2 separate regions of the Homo sapiens genome follow, and region 2 is linked to region 1. Evidence: chromatin loops called from intact Hi-C (ENCODE). Cell type or tissue: mesothelial cell of epicardium. All regions are shown on one strand. Each heading gives the region's core, and the rest is flanking DNA. Links, peaks and the distances in the headings are about the cores only. Region 1 has its middle 45 kb from the start of MAPK4. Region 2 has its middle 35 kb from the start of MRO.

What was found. Peaks named below come from ENCODE experiments on the same cell type or tissue, not always from the same donor. Only the 100,000 strongest peaks of a DNase experiment are listed, where the experiment ranks them.
Region 2: it touches region 1 in a loop (8-fold over the local background); 63 of 110 quality-filtered maps call a loop at or near these places.

What each region holds. Positions count from the first base shown.
Region 1 is chr18:50,513,206-50,516,129 of GRCh38, reverse strand. No RefSeq gene overlaps it. Among named protein-coding and RNA genes, the nearest start is that of MAPK4, 45 kb to the left of the region's middle. In mesothelial cell of epicardium, for the core only: no CTCF peak of the experiment used is centred there; no DNase peak of the experiment used is centred there.
Region 2 is chr18:50,783,678-50,786,601 of GRCh38, reverse strand. No RefSeq gene overlaps it. Among named protein-coding and RNA genes, the nearest start is that of MRO, 35 kb to the left of the region's middle. In mesothelial cell of epicardium, for the core only: no CTCF peak of the experiment used is centred there; a DNase peak (open chromatin) is centred at 1,631.

The DNA.
Region 1 (2,924 bases), core at 173-2,672:
ACATTGAGTAAATACGTTAAAGTGAGAGTCAGAGCCTTTACTTGATCCAGTCCGTCTCCCCAGTTAAGGTCTGTACTAACAAAATCATATCATAATGATCAATTTCAATGTCTTTTATTAACTTTGTCAGTAAAAATTAGTAGAATATTTTTCTGTGCTGTTACTATGATTATAGCGAATACGTTGAGTGCCTCCTAGGTGCAATATGAGATGCTTTACATGAATAGGCTGTCTTTTTTATCTTTAAAATTTTTATTATGAAAAATTTCAAAAACACATGACAGCAGAGCCCCCCATCCCCTGTACGAAAACATCAGCCTCCTGTTCTTTTTATGCACTCTTTGCAACATGTTTAATGAATTATTTTAAAGTAAATCTCAAACATCAGATTTCATCTATAAATACTTTCATCTATAAATACAATGTGTATCTGTAAGAGATAAGAACTTAAAAACACTTAACCCTGAAACTATGTCACAACCAACAACATTTACAATCATTCCTCAACATCATCTAAAAGTTCATGTTCAAGTATTCCTGACTGTTGAAAAAAATGTCTTTCATAGTTGGTATGTTCAACTCAGGATCCAAATAAGGTCTGTACACTGCATTTTGCTATCATGTCTCTTTTAACGCACAGCAGTTCCCTCTTTTTGTGTATGCCACTTATTTTTTTAGTAAACTGGGTAATTTATTGTGCAGTTTAGAATTTCCCACGTTGAGGCCTTGACTGACTGCATCTTTGTGGTATTGCTGACCATGTGCCACTACCTCCTGTATTTCTTGGGTGGATCTAAAACTTGATTGGAATTAGGCTTAATTCCAATTTTTAGGCTCAATTTGGGGGAGGGGCAAGAATACTTCCTGGGAAGTGGTCTGTGTTCCCCTATCACATCGTACCCGGAATGCACTTAATGACTGGATGTCCCACTTAGCAATGCTGAGGTTGATCAGTAGGTTCAGGTGAAGCTGGATCCTCATCCATTCTGGGGTTCCCTATATGCCTTTCACCTGAATGATTTTTAGCAACCATTAATGAGCAGTGCCTATATCTACCATTTTCTTAAGGTTGAAAATTTTGATTTTTCTAATTCTGTTGTTCCTGCAATAATTAGCTATGATTCATTTATAAAGGAGAATTTTCCTCATAAACTCTTTGCTTTCCCTGAAAATCAGGATAAATCTTGAAAGACAGAATAAATGCTTGATTCCCTTCATATTTATCCATTCTCAGTATAATGAGTTGATACCCGAGCAATCTCCAAAGATGACCAATGATGCTTTTACTTTTTATTATTATAGGCCTGTGGGAATTGCATAGGTTTTATGTGTTTGAAACCCTTGCATTTATTTTTCTTTTTGATGAATAAATGCTCCACCTTTGACCAGTGAGAGCCCTTTGAAATTGGCTCCTGTGTCATTTTGACTGACCCTAGAAGTCTTATAGAGTAGATACATTTCCAAAATCCTGAATGTTAAACGCATTTTTGTAAATATTAGAGTTATAGCGTCATAGAGTTGAAAAAATCTTAAGGATTGTTTAGTCTCCTACACAAATAAAAAGTCCTTTCTCTGTTATCCTTGTCTTAAGGTTGTGGAGCCTGTGAAAATAGTGGAAACTCCCTAGCTTATGAGGCAGGGTCTGCCATCTATGGGATATTCCAGTTGTCAGGAAGGATATTCAGTCTGCTTCCAACTCCCACCAGAAAGGATGTAATTATTTTATTTTGTGGATGCTGTAATCTAATAATATAGGTGGAAATAACATTAAGTTTTGGGGAAATCAGGTTACATGGTGGGACCAAACCAAGCTTTCATTTAACTAAAACCGCCTTTTCAAAATGAGTGTATATGGTGAAATAGTTCAAACAGTAGAGTAGAATGTAAAATGAATGTTAGGTTTCCACCTCCACCACCAGGCCTACTTTCTAGAAGTTATCATTGTTAGTTATTTTTTATCTTTCCAGAAGGTTTCTGTATACATAAGCATATATAGTATTTTTTTAAACAAAAAGGATCACACTCTACTTTTTTATTGCACTTTTTCTTTTTAACTTAGTAACGTGGATATCTTTTCATGTTAGGACATATTAGGACGTATAGAAGCAAGGACATGCTTGCTTCCCTTTTGCCTTCCACCGTGATTTTAAGTTTCCTGAGGCCGCCCAGCCACGCTTCCCATGTAATGGATATGGCTCACTCTTTTATATCCCTTTGATAGTTGCTACCTAATAATAGTACATATTAAGTTTCATTTCCTAGTTTTGTATCAATTTGATTAAAAGAGTCATAGTTTCTTAGCCTCTTCAGCTGTAAAATGGGAATGCTGATCATAGTCCCTCCTTCACAAGCTGCTGTCACTCTGGGAGGCTAATATTCCCAATGGCTGCAAAGGTATTCTACCTGTGAAGATGTTTCTTAATTGACTTAACCAAAATCTTATTGATTAATTTGTATACATCTTTGGGTAGTTTTGTTAGTACATCCTTAGGATAAATTCCTGGAAGTCTGATTACTTAGTAAAAGTTCACATGTTTTAGATTGATAGGTATTACCAAATTATCTCTCAAAAAGGTTACAAAATGAGTCTTTACATCATGCTTCCTCTGGTGCTAACAATGGAAACTACAAAACCTTTTAATGTTTGCCAATCTGTAGGTGAAAATGACATCTCATTTTATTTTGTATTTTTATCTTGAAATACAGCTGACAATTTGTATTTCTTTTTCTGTAAATTTTATATTCAAATTTTCTAGTAGGTTTTTTGTTTGTTTTACCTATTGATTTTTAATCCTGTTTGTATTTTAAGAAAATAAATTATTTGCTTTCTATATGCATTGCAATTGTTTTTTCCCAGGTTTGCAATAGTATTTTAACTTCATGATGTTTTTTTGAAAAGGTGAGGTTTGAGGTTTTATGTCATA
Region 2 (2,924 bases), core at 335-2,834, 270 kb before region 1:
CTCCAGCCTAGGCAGCCTAGGTGACAGAGCGAGACTCCATCTCAAAAAAAAAAAAAAAAAAAATCAGACTTTCTAGAGGTAAGATCTGGGTATCAATATTTTTAGAAAAGCTCCCCAAGAGCTTTAAAAATCTATCAAAGTGTATTGATGAAGACATTATGCTAAAAGCAATAAAACAGAAACTAAAGGACAAATACTGTATGATGCCACTTAAACGAGATTCCTAGAGTAGTCAAATTCATAAAGATGGAAAATAGAATGGTGGTTTCCAGGACTGGGGGGAGGGTGGATGGGGAGTTATTGTTTAATAGGTACAGAGTTTCACTTTGGGAAGATGAAACAGTTCTGGAGATGGGTGGTGTTGATATTTACACAGCAATGTGAGTGTGCTTGTGTTAGTTTGTTCTCATGCTGCTATAAAGAAATACCTGACTAGGTAATTTATAAAGAAAAGAGGTTTAACTGGCTCACAGTTCCACAGGCTCTACAGGAAGCATGACTGGGAAGGCCTCAGGAAACTTCCTATCATGGCAGAAAGCGATGGGGAATCAGGCACATCTTACAAGGCTAGGGCAGGAGGAAAAGAGAGTCAGGTGTGGGGGGATGCGCTACACACTTTTAAACAACCAGATCTCATAATAACTCACTCACTATCACAAGAACAGCACTAAAGAAGAAATCTGCCCCCATGATTCAATCACCTCCCACCAGACCCCACCTCCAACATTGGGGATTACTCAAGATTTGCGCGGGGACACACACCCAAACCATATCAGTCCTCAATGCCACTGAACTGTACACTTAAAAACAGTTAAAATGGTAAATTTTATGTATGTATATTTTACCACAATCAAAAAGGGGGTGTTGACTAAAGTGTGCCTTTGTCTTCCTAGTCCCTTAGTTCTCCCCAGAAAAATCATATTACCCAGTTTCACATTACCTAGTTTCTTCATTATCCTTCCAGACATATTCTATGCACTTATAAGCACATTGGAATATAGGTATTTTTTTTCACATCGATGTGGAAACATTACACGTTTACATGATGCTTTTTTTTTTTTTTTGATGGAGTCTCACTGTCACCCAGGCTGAAGTGTAATGGCACGATCTCAGCTCACTGCAACCTCTGCCTCCCAGGTTCAAGTGATTCTCCTGCTTCAGCCTCCCAGGTAGGTGTGCACCACCATGCCCAGCTAATTTTTGTATTTTTAGTGGAGACAAGGTTTCACCATGTTGGCCAGGCTGGTCTTGAACTCCTGACCTCAAGTGATCCACTGCCTCTACCTCCCAAAGTGCTGGGATTACAGGTGTGAGCCACCACGCCTGGTCTACATGCTGCCTTTTTAATTTTTAAAAACTTATTTATATTATTAATTAATTTGAGACAGAATCTCGTTCTGTTACCCAGGCTGGAGTTCAGTGGTTTGATCATGGCTCTCTATAGCCTCCACCTCCTGGGCTCAAGCCACTCTCCCGCCTCAGCCTCCTGAGTAACTGAGAAAGAATTTGTAGAGGGGTGAGTGGGGAGTGGAGGGCCAGCTGCCTTCACAGCCCCGGTACCTTGGCTGCCAAACATCTCCAGCCCTGGGTTCTGCACTCACAGCAGTGGTGGCCACCTCAGTCAGAGGGGGGGACACCAAAGCTGCTCAGTGACCAGAGGAGGGCGACAACATCCCTGCTTTTCACCCTCTAAGAGCCATTCTTTCAACAGACAGGTTTAGACTCTCCAGACCACACTTGGAATTCTCACACCAAGGAAGGCTTTGTTCTGTTGCAGGGGAAGGAGAGGGAACCACTCTTCATAGCAAAGGCTTGCAATTTCTTTTCATTCATATCTCCAGCCTTTAAATGGGTATTTGTTGAAGCCTTTTGATGTGCTTTGTGCTAATCGCCTAAGGATTACACTGCCTTGTCCTATGGGAGCAGTAGCCTCTGCCCTCCTGTATCTCTGGCCACAGGTATCTTTCTACTGCTGAGGTGCCCCAGCCCAGTCCACTCACCTTGGCTTGGGCTGCTCCAAGGGAAGCACTTCTCCTTGCTTTCCTGGGCTGGCTAATTTCCCCTCACTGTTTCAGAATCCATGCCATGCCCCTTCTGTGTGTGTGTGTGTGTGTGTGTGTGTGTGTGTGTGTGTGTGTTTGGAGGAGGGGTGTGTACAATTCACATAATATAACATTAATCATGTAACCATTTAAAAGCGTACAATTCAGGCTAGGATGAAATGTACACTGATTATGGGCTCATACCTGTAATCCCAGCACTTTGGGAGGCCGAGGCTGGCGGATCACTTGAGGTCAGGAGTTTGAGACCAGCCTGGTCAACATGGTGAAACCTCATCCCTACTGAAAATACAAAAATTAGCCAGGCATGGTGGCGCACACCTGTGATCTCAGCTACATGAACTGCTTGAACCTGGGAGGCAGAGGTTGCAAGCGAGCTGAGATCATGCCACTGCACTCCAGCCTGGGCAAAAGAGCAAGACTGTCTAAAAAAAAAAAGTGTACAATTCAATGACATTAGTACATTCATAATTTTGTGCAGCCTTTACTACTATGTAGTTCTGGAACATTTTTATTACTTCCAAAGGAAATTCTGTACCCTTTATTCAGTCACTCCCCTTTTCCCCTTCCCCCTAGTCCCTAGCAATCACTAATCTGCTTTCTGTCTCTATGGGTTCACCTGTCCTGGACATTTCTTATAAATGGAGTCATACAATATATGGCCTTCTTTGTGTCTGACTTCTTTTGCTGAACATGTTTTTAAGGTTCATCCACACTGTAGCATGCATCAGTACCTCATTCCTTTTTATGCTGGACAATATTTCTGTGCATGGATTTACCACATTTTGTTTCTCCATCCACCTGTTGATGAACACTAGTTAGATCGTTTTCACCTTTGGCTGCTGTGATAAAGCTGCTATGAAC